Linked DNA regions of Homo sapiens: all the other regions are linked to region 3. The links are chromatin contacts, found by Hi-C or POLR2A ChIA-PET in ENCODE. All regions are on one chromosome and are shown on one strand. Each heading gives the region's core, a stretch centred on a gene start or an enhancer-like site at or near the end of the contact. The rest is flanking DNA. Distances are from core to core; before and after follow the strand shown.

Region 1 (4,413 bases), core at 989-3,488, 380 kb after region 3:
GCCCACCCAGTCCATGCTCCAGGGTCAGGCGGAGCTGCTGAGTGACAGCTTTCCTCAAAAAGCAGAAGGAGAGTGAGTGCCTTTCCCTCCTAAAGCTGAATCCCGGCGGAAAGCCTCTGTCCGCCTTTACAAGGGAGAAGACAACAGAAAGAGGGACAAGAGGGTTCACACAGCCCAGTTCCCGTGACGAGGCTCAAAAACTTGATCACATGCTTGAATGGAGCTGGTGAGATCAACAACACTACTTCCCTGCCGGAATGAACTGTCCGTGAATGGTCTCTGTCAAGCGGGCCGTCTCCCTTGGCCCAGAGACGGAGTGTGGGAGTGATTCCCAACTCCTTTCTGCAGACGTCTGCCTTGGCATCCTCTTGAATAGGAAGATCGTTCCACCTTCTACGCAATTGACAAACCCGGAAGATCAGATGCAATTGCTCCCATCAGGGAAGAACCCTATACTTGGTTTGCTACCCTTAGTATTTATTACTAACCTCCCTTAAGCAGCAACAGCCTACAAAGAGATGCTTGGAGCAATCAGAACTTCAGGTGTGACTCTAGCAAGGCTCATCTTTCTGCCCGGCTACATCAGCCTTCAAGAATCAGAAGAAAGGCCAAGGTGCTGGACTGTTACTGACTTGGATCCCAAAGCAAGGAGATCATTTGGAGCTCTTGGGTCAGAGAAAATGAGAAAGGACAGAGCCAGCGGCTCCAACTCCTTTCAGCCACATGCCCCAGGCTCTCGCTGCCCTGTGGACAGGATGAGGACAGAGGGCACATGAACAGCTTGCCAGGGATGGGCAGCCCAACAGCACTTTTCCTCTTCTAGATGGACCCCAGCATTTAAGTGACCTTCTGATCTTGGAAAAACAGCGTCTTCCTTCTTTATCTATAGCAACTCATTGGTGGTAGCCATCAAGCACTTCCCAGGATCTGCTCCAACAGAATATTGCTAGGTTTTGCTACATGACGGGTTGTGAGACTTCTGTTTGATCACTGTGAACCAACCCCCATCTCCCTAGCCCACCCCCCTCCCCAACTCCCTCTCTGTGCATTTTCTAAGTGGGACATTCAAAAAACTCTCTCCCAGGACCTCGGATGACCATACTCAGACGTGTGACCTCCATACTGGGCTAAGGAAGTATCAGCACTAGAAATTGGGCAGTCTTAATGTTGAATGCTGCTTTCTGCTTAGTATTTTTTTGATTCAAGGCTCAGAAGGAATGGTGCGTGGCTTCCCTGTCCCAGTTGTGGCAACTAAACCAATCGGTGTGTTCTTGATGCGGGTCAACATTTCCAAAAGTGGCTAGTCCTCACTTCTAGATCTCAGCCATTCTAACTCATATGTTCCCAATTACCAAGGGGTGGCCGGGCACAGTGGCTCACGCCTGTAATCCCAGCACTTTGAGAGGCTGAGGTGGTAGGATCACCTGAGGTCAGGAGTTCAAGACCAGCCTGTCCAACATGGTGAAACCCCCATCTCTACTAAAAATACCAAAAATTAGCCGAGCGTAGTGACGGGTGCCCGTAATCCCAGCTACTCAGGAGGCTGAGACAGGAGAATCACCTGAACCCCAGAGGCAGAGGTTGCAGTGAGCTGAGATCACGCCATTGTACTCCAGCCTGGGCAACAAGAGCAAAACTCCGTCTCAAAAAAAAAAAAAAATTACAAATGGGGCAAACAGTCTAGTGTAATGGATCAAATTAAGATTCTCTGCCCAGCCGGGCACAGTGGCGCATGCCTGTAATCCCAGAACTTTGGGAGGCCAAGACGGGATGATTGCTTGAGCTCAGGAGTTTGAGACCAGGCTGGGCATCATAGCAAGACCTCATCTCTACTAAAATTCAAAAACAAAATTAGCCGGGCATGATGGTGCATGCCTGTAGTCTCAGCTAGTTGGGGAGCTAAGGTGGGAGAATTGCTTGAGCTTGGGAAGTCGAGGCTGCAGTCAGCCCTGATTGTGCCAGTGCACTCCGGCCTGGGTGACAGAGTGAGACCCTGTCTCAAAAAAAAAAAGATTCTGTGTCAGAGCCCAGCCCAGGAGTTTGAGGCTGCAATGAGCCATGATTTCCCACTGCACTCCAGCCTGAGTGACAGAGCGAGACTCCATCTCTTTAAAAACAAACAAAAAATTATCTGAATGATCCTGTCTCTAAAAAGAAGCCACAGAAATGTTTAAAAACTTCATCGACTTAGCCTGAGTCATAACGGTTAAGAAAGCACTTAAACAGAAGCAGAGGCTAATTCAGTGTCACATGAGGAAGTAGCTGTCAGATGTCACATAATTACTTTCGTAATAGCTCAGATTAGAATGGCTACCCCATTCTCTAGACAAAATCAAATTGTCCTATTGTGACTCTTCTAAAAATGAAGATGAAGAGCTATTTAATGACACACCTTGGATTAAAACGGGAATCACATCTTAAAGCTAAAAATGAACCTGCAAGCCTTCTAAATGAGTCACTGAGCATCACTAGTGACAAGTCTCGGGTGAGCGTAAATGGGTCATGACAAGATGGGACAGCAACAAAATCATGGCTTAGGATCGACAAGAAGTTAAAAAACAGCTGCATCTGTTACTTAAGTTTGTAAGACAGTGCCCTGAGACCTCTAGAGAAAAGATGTTTGTTTACATAAGAGAAAGAGGCCAGACATGGTGTCTCACACGTTTAATCCCAGCACTTTGGGAGGCAGGGGCGGGTGGATCACCTGAGGTCAGGAGTTCAAGACTAGCCTGGCCAACATGGTGAAACCCCGTCTCTACTAAAAATACAAAAATTAGCCGGGCATGGTGGCAGGCGCCTATAATCCCAGCTACTGGGGAGGCTGAGGCAGGAGAATCACTTGAACCCGGGGGACAGAGGTTGTAGTGAGCCAAGATCGCACCACTGCACTCCAGCCTGGGTCACAGAGTGAGACTCCATCTCAAAAAAAAAAAAGAGAGAGAGAGAGAAAGAAATAGAAGAGAAGAGCCATCTTGGCAGGGTTATTTTATATCTGAGCAAGGAGTTTAAATGAGACTAGTTTAGATTGTCTGCTGATGCAGCCGTCCATAGCAGTACCCCTAAAATCCCACCAGAATACGGGTCCCTCTAACCCAGTGGCTGGAAGAACCACTGTCTAGAGCAACTTTTCTTGGAACTGTCCCAGCTACCAAGTCAGACACCAAGGTTTATGCCACCAGGTAACACGGGAATCACAGGTACATGTCGCTCCGGTCAGATTAGTTGGCTTTGGCCCCTCGACCCTGTGCAGGAGCTAGTTCTCAGCTTGCAGCTGGAAGTTCCCTCTTAGCTCCTTAGTCTAGAGGGGTCTCCTGGCTCCATTTGACCCTGGTCTTTAATAACCGGTCAGCATCTTGCTACCTTCTACCACCTTTCCAAATCTCTGGAAATCCTGCCAGGGAAAGCCTCCAGTTCCAACATTGGCTTTCCAAGCAAACTGGCTTTGCCCTCTCTCTGCCATCCTTGTCCTCCAGAGACTGCACCACCTGTAGCATAGAAAACCACCACCACGGACCTGCCAGCCATCGGCGCAGCAAACCAGCCAGCTGTTTGCTGCCAAATTCCTTCCTCTCCCAGGTCCAGACCAAATACAAGATCAGCACCACACCGTGGTGTTGTCAGGAGCCAAAGCAACAGGAAACAATTCAATGCTGTTGGGTTCGATTCTGAGAGTAGATTTTTCCAGACATGTCTTTCAGGTGACCCTCAACTACCTCAGGTTTGAAGGCCCTAAATGAAACTGATTACCACTCATAGGGACAAACCGAGGGGGTTCGGTTACATCTTGGTGATAATGCAGTTGTCTCAAACTTATAACAGACTCTTTCACATTTCAGTTTGCAGGGATAGGGTTGGGTTTGTTTTTCTTCTGTTTTTAACCTTTCCCCTGGGTTTCCATTAGGGTAGTTCCTTGAAATGAATTTCATTTTTCACTGAGTGCCTACCTTCCCAGGGCAGGTGGCCACTGGCTTCTGTTTCCCTCCAACAATACTTTTATTATGGTATTAAGACCTTTCTTTGTATAATACATTGCATCTGTGTTTTCAATTTTTCAAATAAATATTTCCGCCTGGCAATGGAGCGTGGTGGTGATTGACCAGCCAGCGTGGCTCTGAGGTATAGGCTCCAGTGAGAAGCCTGCATTTGTATCCTGGGGTTCATGGAATCCACTTAGCCCCACACCTCTGGGAATATATCTTAGAAATATTAGTTTTGAGCCGGGTGTGGTGGCTCACACCAGTAATCCCAGCTCTTAGGGAGGCAGAGGCAGGAGGATAGCTTGAGCCCAGGAGTTAAGAGACCTGCCTGGAAAATATAGTGAGAAGCTGTTCTCCACAAAAAGGAAAAAAAAAAAAGAAATATTAGTTTGATATTGGGCATGGTGGCTCATGCCTGTAATCCCAGCAATTTGGG
Region 2 (4,724 bases), core at 1,548-4,047, 320 kb after region 3:
GGAAAACAAAGACTTAGTGACCACCGCCGGTGCTGGCCAGCCGGAGAAGGCTCTGTGGAAGGTTTGGAGGGGAGAGAGGGGCAGCTGGATGCTCTTGGGCCACGGTCGCTCCCTGATCTCTGCGCCTCTTCCTCCTGCTCCGGGAGAAATAATGTTTCCCTGGGGGATGAAAAGCATCTCTTTGTGCGGGCTTTAATTGCCATGTTGTTGTGCCAAGGGAGTGAGTGGCAGGCGGGAGCAGCAGCTGGGCACAGCCAATGCCAGGCAGTGGTGCCCACTCCCTCAGGACGGCCCAGCCAGCTGGCTCCTGGGAGCGCTGCCCACCTCTGCCCCCAGCTGGGCGCCTGCAGAGGAACCGACCACCCGTGGGGCTGGGGGAGGTTGGCTGGAGGAGGAGAAAGGGGCGGGCATCTGGGAGGGTCTCAGCCACTCTCAGAGGCTTATTCATCTCATCCTCCTTTCCCTCCCCCCTTCTTGTTTTTCAGACTGTCAGCATCAATAAGGCCATTAATACGCAGGAAGTGGCTGTAAAGGAAAAACACGCCAGAAATATCCTTTTGGATGTTGCTTGGAAGACCGACCCTGAGGGAGGTCAGCTCATGGGGACTGAGGTCAGGGCCAGGCTGCCTTGCTCAGCTCCAGGAAGGGGCAACCCTGCACAGGCCAGGTCCCTGCAGCTTCTGATGACGGCAGCTTCTCAGAGAGGGCTGGCTGCAGAGACCACAGACCTTCAGGGTGGCAGACACCAAAAAGGCTGTGGAGCCCAGGCCTTTCAACTTGCCAAAGATCCTGCTCCTTTCCTTAAGGACTTAAGCACTCCTTTTTTTCTTTTTCCAAAAGGGGTCTTGCCGTGTTGCCCAGGCTGGAGTGCAATGGCGTGATCATAGCTCACTGCAGCCTCAAACTCCTGGGTTCACGCAATCCTCTCGTCTCAGCCTCCCGAGTAGCTGGGACTACAGGTGTGCACCACTATGCCTGGCTAATTTATTTTATGATTTTTAGAGATGGGGTATTGCTCATTGCCCAAGCTGGCCTCAAGCAATCCTCCCTCCTCTGTAACCCCAAAGTGCTGGAATTACAGGGGAGAGCCACTGCACCTGGCCGACTCAAGCTTTGTAGAACCTCATAGTCACTTGAAAGTTACTTTCCTTTGAGAGACCTCCTGGGGGTCAGGAGGGATCTTCACCTATATTCAAAGCCCTCCAGGTCCTTTCTTTGCCTTTACAGGAACACAGGGACCACTCCCCTGGGGGTTGCATAATCAATAGTTATCTCCTTTTCTGAGCATGAAAGCAAAAAAAAAAGAAAAAGAGAGTTTTTTTTTTTTTTCTTTTTTGAGACAGAGTCCCACTCTGTTGCCCAGGCTGGAGGGCAGTGGCATGTTCTCGGCTCACTGTAACCTCTGCCTCCTGGATTCAAGCGATTCTTGTGCCTCAGCTTCCCAAGTAGCTGGGATGACAGGCGTGTGCCACCACACCCGGCTAATTTTTGTAATTTTAGTAGGACCGGGGTTTTGCCATGTTGGCCAGGCTGGCCTTGAACGCCTGGCCTCAGCCTCCTAAAGTGCTGAGATCACAGGCATGAGCCACCATGCCTGGCCGAAAAAAAGAAAGTCTTAGCTTCAGAGGTTGGTTGGCCTTAAACTGAGGCAGGGGCTCTCTACCTTCGTGAACAGGTTCAACCTATGCCAGGGGGAAGAAGACAAGAGCCTTGAAGTGGATTAGGGAATGGGTGACTTGAAAGCCCTCTGTAAGCCCACCACACCCAGGAGCAGCCTGTGGCTTTGTAGAGAGGTGCAGGACCATGCTGGCTGATGAATCCCTAGGAATCTGCCTTTGAGTTGCAGAATCCAGGAACTGGAGCGCTTAATCCCCAAAGGCTGAAGGAGAGAGTCTGCCAGGGGGGTGGCTAAGCTTTTAACTCTCTGTGTGCTGGGCCAGAGCAAGGTGGAGTTCCGGGCAAGCAGAGTTGGGACTTTTTTTTTTTTTTTTTTGAGACAGAGTCTTGCTCTGTCGCCTAGGCTGGAGTGCAGTGGCATGATCTCAGCTCACCGCAACCTCCGCCTTCCAGGCTCAAGAGATCCACCTGCCTCAACCTCCCAAGTAGCTGGGACCACAGGTGTGTATCACTACCCCTAGCTAATTTTTGTATTTTTAGTAGAGACGGGGTTTTGCCATGTTGCTCAGGCTGGTTTCAAACTCCTGAGCTCAAGCAATCCTCCTGCCTTGGCCTCCCAAAGTGCTGGAATTACAGGCATGAGCCACCGCGCCCAACTTCGGAGGCCGCACCCAGCCTCAGAGGCTGGACTTCTGTCTGCAGTGGGAAGCTTCTCCTCACCTGGGCTCTTGGTTACTGTGTCACAGCCAGGCAAGCCAGAGCAGCTTGTCCCGAAGCCTTCTAGCCTCAACCCCTAGAGGCGACCCTCCAGGTTAGATAGCCAGAGAAGCCCAGCATTGCTTAGTGTGATATATGAACTGCTGTTTGCTAGAGGGAAAGCAGCTTGCCTTTAGTGGGAAGATGCTTTGGCTGGAATTAGGATGGCGGCTGCAGAACCTCTCTGGGGTAACCCAGAAGTCCAGCCCTGTGCGAGCCTAGCTAGATCTTGCTCTTTTTTTCCCCAGAAAGACACAGGCCCCTTGGTTTCCTGCATCACGTTTGGTACCCTTGCGATGATTCAAAGCAAACCAAGAAAAGCCTTTATTTTAAACGGCCCAGTGGATTTTCTCAGAGGAAATGACTCAGCCCTGACCCTTACCTACGAATAATTTGTGATCAATCTGATAAAAGATATGAGTAAGGGAGAGACAGTTATCATCAGGCAGTGTGCTGTTCAGGACAAGACATGGGTGCAGAGAGGCCAGGCCTGCAGCGGCAGGGTCAGGTCACATGCTGCCGGGAGGCTCCCTGGGAGGAGGGAAGGGGCCCTGCAAGGAGATTCTGACATTCTGCCACTGGAACTCTCGGGCTCACTCTGGGACCTTGAGTGGGGCCTCCATGAGTCTTAGGTCACTTTCTGTTCAATCAAAGGTTGGACAAAGAAGATTTCAGGCCAGGTGTGGTGGCTCATGCCTATAATCCCAGCACTTTGGAAGGTGGAGGCGGATGGATGACCTGAGGTCAGGAGTTCGAGACCAGCCTGGCCAACATGGTAAAACCCCGTCCTACTGAAAAAACAAAAATTAGCCAGGTGTGGTGGCAGGTACCTGTAATCCCAGCTACTTGGGAGGCTGTGGCAGGAGAATCACTTGAACCTGGGAGGCAGAGGTTGCAGTGAGCCGAGATCGTACCACTGTACTCCAGCCTGGGCAACAAGAGCAAAACTCTGTTTCAAAAAGAAAAAGATTTCAAAGATTTAACAGTCCAGCCCTAACATTCTATGAGTCTCTGATTCATAATTTCTAAATGGTGAATAAATGTTGAAAAATCAACTCCATACAGTAGGGTTTGAAATGCCTAATTAAAGATATCCCAAAGCTTTTTTTTTTTTTTTTTTTTTTGAGGCAGGGTCATGCACTGTCACCCAGGCTGGAGTGCAGTGACACAATCAGTTGGAGGCTCACTGCAGCCTCCAACTTTTAGGCTCAAGTGATCCTCCCACCTCAGCCTCCTGAGTAGCTGGGACTATAGGCACATGCCATCATGCCTGGCTAATTTTTTATAGAGATGGGGTCTCACTGTGGCCCAGGCTGGTCTTGAACTCCTAGCTAGGCTCAAGCAGTCCTCCCGCTGGGCCTCCCAAAGTGCTGCAATTACAGGCGTGAGCCACCATGCCCAGCGCATTTATCTATTATCAGGTCTTTTATCAGCTGCCTTAGATACAAACTGAATAAGCATTAGGAAGTCTGACTTCAGAAATGCTGCTTACACATTTATCACAGATGCCTAAATGGTGAACAGGTTGGCCCGCCACCTTGGTATTCACTCCTGGAGGGCTGGGGACTGAGTCTTATTTTTCTTATTTTCTTTTTTTTCTCCCTGAATGGATTTTACAGGCTTTGACACATACTTGGGGCATAAAAATGCTTATATGTGAAAGAATGCCAGAAAGGCATTATTTCTGAATTATTTCAGAAATCGCTCCTACACCAAGGCCAGGCACAGTGGCTCACACCTGTAATCCCAGAACTTTGGGAGGCCAAGGTGGGTGGATCTCTTGAGGCCAGGAGTTCGAGACCAGCCTGAGCATCATGGTGAAACCCCGTCTCTACTAAAAAAAACAAAAATTAGCCGGGCATGGTGGCGGGTGCCTGTGATCCCAGCTACTTGGGAGGCTGAGGCACGAGAATCACTTGAACCTGGGAGGTGGAGGTTGCAGTGAGCCAAGATTGTGCCACTGCACTCCAGCCTGGGCAACAGAGCGAGACCCTGTCTAAAAAAAAAATAGAAAGAAAGAACGAACGAGAGAGAGAGGGAGGGAAGGAAGGAAGGGAGAGAGAGAAAGAAAGAAAGGAAGGAAGGAAGGAAGGAAGGAAGGAAGGAAGAAAGAAAGAAAGAAAGAAAGAAAGAAAGAAAGAAAGAAAGAAAGAAAGAAAGAAAGAAAGAAAGGACTCCTACACCAAAAGCTGATTTTAGCTTCCAGACCCAAACATCTGTTTAAGCCCACCCCTCTCTAAATGAAGATGTCATCGAGGAAAGGAGCTTTATGGTATCTTCCAGTTCAGAAGCAAAATAACATGTGCTCTGGGTGAGTCATTTAGTTTCCTACCTGAGATGAGTCCTTCTGC
Region 3 (4,855 bases), core at 1,326-3,825:
TGGGGGAGGTGGAGGCTGCACTGAGCCCACTGCGCTCCAGCCTGGGCGACAGAGCGAGACTCCATCTCAAAAAAAGAAAAGAAAAGAAAAGAAAATTGTCATTTCTCCATTTCACCTTTTTCTAACTTTAATTTTTAAGTGAGTCTGACATATAACAGAAAGTTAAATCCCAACATGCTCAATTGAGGCCACACACGGTGCTAGTGCCAGAGCTTGACCTCTGTTTCTCTGGCTCCTCCCTAAAGCACAAGGACATCGAAGCTCTTGTAGGGGCGGCCAGCCTCTCTGGAACCATGAAAGGTCCTATAACTTCAAGAGCTTCCATCAGAAAAAAAAAAAAAAAAAAGAAGAAGAAATAAGAAAGCCAGGAACGGTGGCTCACACCTGTAATCTCAGCACTTTAGGAGGTCAAAGCAGGAGGACCACTTGAACCCCAGAATTCGAGACCAGCCTGGGCAACATGGCAAACCAAATCTCTAAAAAACATTTAAAAAATTAGCTGGGTGTGGTGGTGCGTGCCTGTACTCCCAACTACTTGGGAGGCTGAGGAGGGAGGATTGCTTGAATCCTGGAGGTTGAGGCTGCAGTGAGCTATGATTGCGCCACTGCACTCCAGCCTGCACGACAGAGTGAGACCTGTCTCACAAAAAAAAAAAAGTTACTTAAAAGCTAAATTATTTTTAACTTGAAATGTTCCATGGACTTCACGAGTAAATGTTCTGGATTTGCCAAGCAGTTTTGATTTCAATTGGCCTGTCTCCTAATCATACACAGACTTACCTAACACAGATTCTGATTTTCAAGGGGTTAAGGGTGGATCAACCCAGAGTTAACCAACAGCAGGTCCTAAAATTCAGGTATGTCTGGCAGCAAACATCCTCTGTGGCATTTATAAACTCCTACTACCCAGGACGATCCACACCTGATTTACATTGGCTGCGGTCAATGCTGCTGTTTTCAGGAATATCCCTGGGTTGTTTCATTTCAAATCTACCTATTATTTCTTCAAGTGCTAGACCTGAAGAATTTTGGAAAATTAAGATCACTCCTAAGTTTCCACACCACCACGCAACTGGCAGCTAGCATCCCATTCTCTGAAATGCGGATGTTGTACAAATACTTTTTATAATAAGCTATCTGCTCAGCGAAAGTTTCCAACATTAGATGGCATGAAGGTCATAAGTAGCTCAAAAACCACTCTCTTAAAAGGAAAATAAGAACTCCTAAAACAGCCCTCCTCCCAAAAAAAAGGAAGTGGACCTTTCTGGGTTCCCTGGTTTACTAACTGGGCCTTTGGAGCTGTTCTCCTGACCAAGCCAACCCCATAACCACTCAAAAGGGATTTCCGTAGGTAGAACTTGCAAATGGTTAATGAATCAATGCCTTCTCCATAAAGCAAGACCCAAGGAATTACAGCAGTGAACAACGGTGGGGATACTGGATCCCCCAGAGGGTTCCATAAACGTTCTGCTTACAAGGAGGATTAAAGTTCTCGATGCCACTCTCTGGGACCCTGTCTTGATCCTCAGAATCTCAACCCTGTGGGGAGAGCAGGGTGGCTGTCTTACTACCAGACCCACTGATCAGAAAACGGAGGCTCCAGGAGGTATCTTGCTTGCCAAGAATCAAACCAGGGCCACCCAGTCCAGTCCTGTCTCCTTTTGTGCTGGCATCATTCTCCAGCTTGGCCAAGCTCAGAGGCAAGGCAAGGCAAGGCTGCAGCTTTAAGGGTTTAAGAGAGGAGACAGCCACTTTCATTGAAACAGCCCCAAACTCCTTATTAGTGGTCACCAGTTTACACAAGGGTAACTCGTTTTGAAAAACAATACGCAGAAAGTCGAAGTCAATCAAGCTCACTGAAACCTCTACTCTCCTCCCCCTGGCGCCCAAGAGACCTTGAACTCTTACCCAATTGCTCCCCCGATCTAAGGGTGTCCCGGCTCCCCCAGGAGATCCGGGTACCTGTGTTGTGGGGGCCGCCGAGACACCTGACTGCGAGGGGCACTGCCCTCAGGGATGCAGGCCGGGCTGGGGGGCTCCCGTGATCCATCGACTCAGCCCACCTGATGCTGCAGGGTTAGATTCGGGTCCCATGAGCATGCATCGAGCGCCTCTCACGTTAGGTACCCCCAGAATTCGCTGCCTCCCGAGGCCCATTCATCGTACAGATGGGGAAACTGAGGCTCGGAGAGTTAAAGTGGCTTAGCCCGTGGGGGGCGGCGGCGCGGGGACTGGACCCCGAGCCCTGAGATACCGAGCCCTAACCCTCAGCCGAGGGCCTGCCGGGCTCTCTCGGCCCAAGCTGTGGAAAAGTCGACCCTCAGGCCGCCGCGGGAGATCAGCTCTAGGGGAAGGGCGACGCGGAGGAGGGCCGGGGTGGGAGCCATGCCTTCCGCCCGAGCGTCGGGCCAGACGCGCAGTGCCCAGGCCCGAGGGCCCACCCCGACGCAGAGAGCCAGGCGGCCGCGGTGAACTGAGGCGCCCGGCAAACCCCGAGTCTTGGGGCCCGACCTCACCCACCCCGCCGTCGCCGCGAAAGATAGCACTCACCGCTGGCAGCCCGGCTGCTCTCTGCGGGCACCTGGGCAGGGCTCAGGCCCACACCACTGAGGCGCTACCACCGCCTTCGCCGGCCGCGGGGGTGGGGGCGTGGCCATTGGGCCGCCGCCCCGCCCACTCGAGCCGCGCGTGCATTCCCGGAGCCCCGCGCTTCCCCCTGCAAATTTGCGCTCTTGGTACGGCCCGGCCCGGCCACGCCCCCTCGCGGCTCGGCTGGGTCGCCCGGCAGAGAAATGAAAGTGCGTGGTTCCGGGGGTGGCGGAGTCGCCTGGAGACGGCGGCTGCGGCTTCTACAGCTCGGACCCTGCAGGTCACCGGGCCGGCTGCCCACCTTCCCGGGGATCACTGCAGAACTGTGGCTGTGCGCCCGCCGGTCTAGCCTCCTCCTTCGGGCCGCCGCTTGCTTGTGATCGCCACATTGTCTCCTCCACGGCCCTGTTTCCTCACCTGAAATTGGCGAGGCTTCAGGCCCAAGTCGTCTCCCTGGGTTCCCTCCATCCAGCCTGACGGCGGAGGGCGCGCGTTTGTTTTTAGAGACAGGGTCTCGTTCTGTCGCCCAGGCTGGATTGCAGTGGTGCAGTCACAGCTCACTGCAGCCTTCAACTCCTGTGCTCAGGCGATTCTCCCACTTCAGCCTCCCAGTAGCTGGGACTACAGGCGCGCCACCACACCTAGCTAATTTTATTTTATTTTATTTGCAGAGATGCGGTCTCGCTATGATGCCCAGGTTGGTCTCGAACTGGTCTCAAGTGATCCTCCCTCCTCGGCCTCTCAAAGCGCTGCGATTACAGGCGTGAGGTCCCACACGCTGCCTAGAGCTCGCTTTTGAAGGCCGGCCTGTTGGGGGTGGGAAGTGACCAAGCAGGAGGCAAGCCCTGGATGGAAGAGGAGTGGGGGGATACAGAGAGCTTCTGGGGTTTGAAAAGTCTGGCAGCCTTGGTTGGGGAGTGAAGCCCACCTCTGCCTCCTGCTATGGTTTCTACTTTACAGGGTCATGAAGATTAAGTGGTATAACCTTTGTTCCTAAAGGATTTAGAGCACGGCATTACTAAGTGTTCTCATCGCCATTGTTATTATTACTACTACTACTATTATTACTAGCTGTGCTGTGAATTCCTTTTGCAACACTGTGCAACTCACTTCTCTCAGAGCCCCTTCTCCATCTTTTAAAAATAGCCCAGGCACGGTGGCTCACGCCTGTAATCCCAGAACTTTGGTAGGCTGAGGTGGGCGGATCACCTGAGGTCAGGAGTTCGAGACCAGCCTGACCAACATGGCAAAACCCCGTCTCTACTAAAAATACAAAAATTAGCTGGGCATGGTGGCGGGTGCCTGTAATCCCACCTACTGGGGAGACTGAGGCAGGAGACCCACTTGAACCCCGGAGGCAGAGGTTGCAGTGAGCCCAGTTCACACCACTGCACTCCAGTGTGGCCGACAGAGTGACACTCCGTCTCACAAAAAAAAAAAAGTTAATTTATAAAATAATACATAAATATAACATTTATATATTATATAAATGTTATATTTGTTATATTTATATATTATATAAATAATATATATTATATAATAACATATATGTTACTTATTTTTTGAAACAGGGTCTCCCTTTGTCGCTGAGGCTGGGATGCAGCCTCGACCTCCTGGGCTCAGGTGATCCTCCTGCCTCAGCCTCCCTAGTAGCTGGAATTACAGGCATGCGCCACCACAACTGGCTAATTTTTGTATTTTTATTTTTCATTTTAAAGAAAGTTGATTGAAATTTTTTTGTAGAGATGGTGTTTTGCCATGTTTCCCAGGCTGGTCTCAAACTCCAGACCTCAAGCAGTCCTCCCACCTTGGCCTCCCAAAGTGCTGAGATTACAGGTGTGAGCACTGCACCTAGCCTAATTTTTAAATTTTTTGTAGAGACAGAGTCTCGCTATGTTGCCCAACCTGGTCTTGAACTCCTGGCCTCAAGGGATCCCTTGCCTCGGCCTCCCAAAGTGCAGGAATTACAGATGTGAGCCACCATTCCCATCCACTCTTCATCTTTAAAATATTGTGAAAATAGCAAAATCCTATATAAAGAGATTATTACCATGGCCCAGGTGCCAGGTTTCCTATGTCCAGGAACCAGTCCCTCCAACAGGTTGGATGAATGCAGTAGCCCTCAGGGTGGGGCACAATACCTGTCCAAAGAAGGGACTGAACTCCACACTCACCCAGAGAGAGAGCTGTGGAGAAATTCACCCAGATATCTGATACTCTGTGCCATCTTTTCAACACCCTGTTGGACATCTCCCCAGGATGTCCC

What was found. A loop is a pair of places that touch in the nucleus more often than their neighbours do. ChIA-PET counts read pairs that join two places held with the same protein, here RNA polymerase II (POLR2A). Pooled maps may share reads with other maps.
Region 1: a loop to region 3 is called in a pooled map, with 2.7 times the contacts of the local background. The contact joins the enhancer-like site here to the promoter of POR in region 3. A Hi-C loop is called at or near these places in 1 of 168 maps with a recorded cell type or tissue (naive thymus-derived CD4-positive, alpha-beta T cell) and 9 of 50 pooled maps. POLR2A ChIA-PET finds 5 or more read pairs at or near these places in 2 of 52 experiments (HEK293 and WTC11).
Region 2: a pooled map shows a loop between it and region 3 (2.3-fold over the local background). The contact joins the enhancer-like site here to the promoter of POR in region 3. A Hi-C loop is called at or near these places in 3 of 50 pooled maps. POLR2A ChIA-PET finds 5 or more read pairs at or near these places in 4 of 52 experiments (K562, OCI-LY7 and WTC11).

Annotation. Positions count from the first base shown.
Region 1 is chr7:75,532,961-75,537,373 of GRCh38, reverse strand. It overlaps HIP1 (huntingtin interacting protein 1), which reads left to right. Exons shown (of 31, transcript NM_005338.7): 31 at 1-4,076. Among named protein-coding and RNA genes, the nearest start is that of SPDYE5, 43 kb to the right of the region's middle. RefSeq lists an enhancer at 1,914-2,163. Within about 2 kb of position 2,238, at least 2 of the 41 ENCODE cell types and tissues checked have a DNase peak (open chromatin) inside an H3K27ac peak, as active enhancers do.
Region 2 is chr7:75,595,009-75,599,732 of GRCh38, reverse strand. HIP1 (huntingtin interacting protein 1) reads left to right here. Exons shown (of 31, transcript NM_005338.7): 2 at 486-549. Among named protein-coding and RNA genes, the nearest start is that of SPDYE5, 110 kb to the right of the region's middle. RefSeq lists enhancers at 2,801-2,940, 3,855-4,724. Within about 2 kb of position 2,797, at least 3 of the 41 ENCODE cell types and tissues checked have a DNase peak (open chromatin) inside an H3K27ac peak, as active enhancers do.
Region 3 is chr7:75,912,875-75,917,729 of GRCh38, reverse strand. POR (cytochrome p450 oxidoreductase) reads right to left here and starts at 2,575. Exons shown (of 16, transcript NM_001395413.1): 1 at 2,551-2,575. MIR4651 (microRNA 4651) reads right to left here and starts at 2,533; the gene lies at 2,461-2,533. It overlaps LOC124901680 (a long non-coding RNA gene), which reads right to left. Exons shown (of 2, transcript XR_007060393.1): 2 at 3,236-3,434. RefSeq lists a silencer at 2,368-2,857 and an enhancer at 3,118-3,167.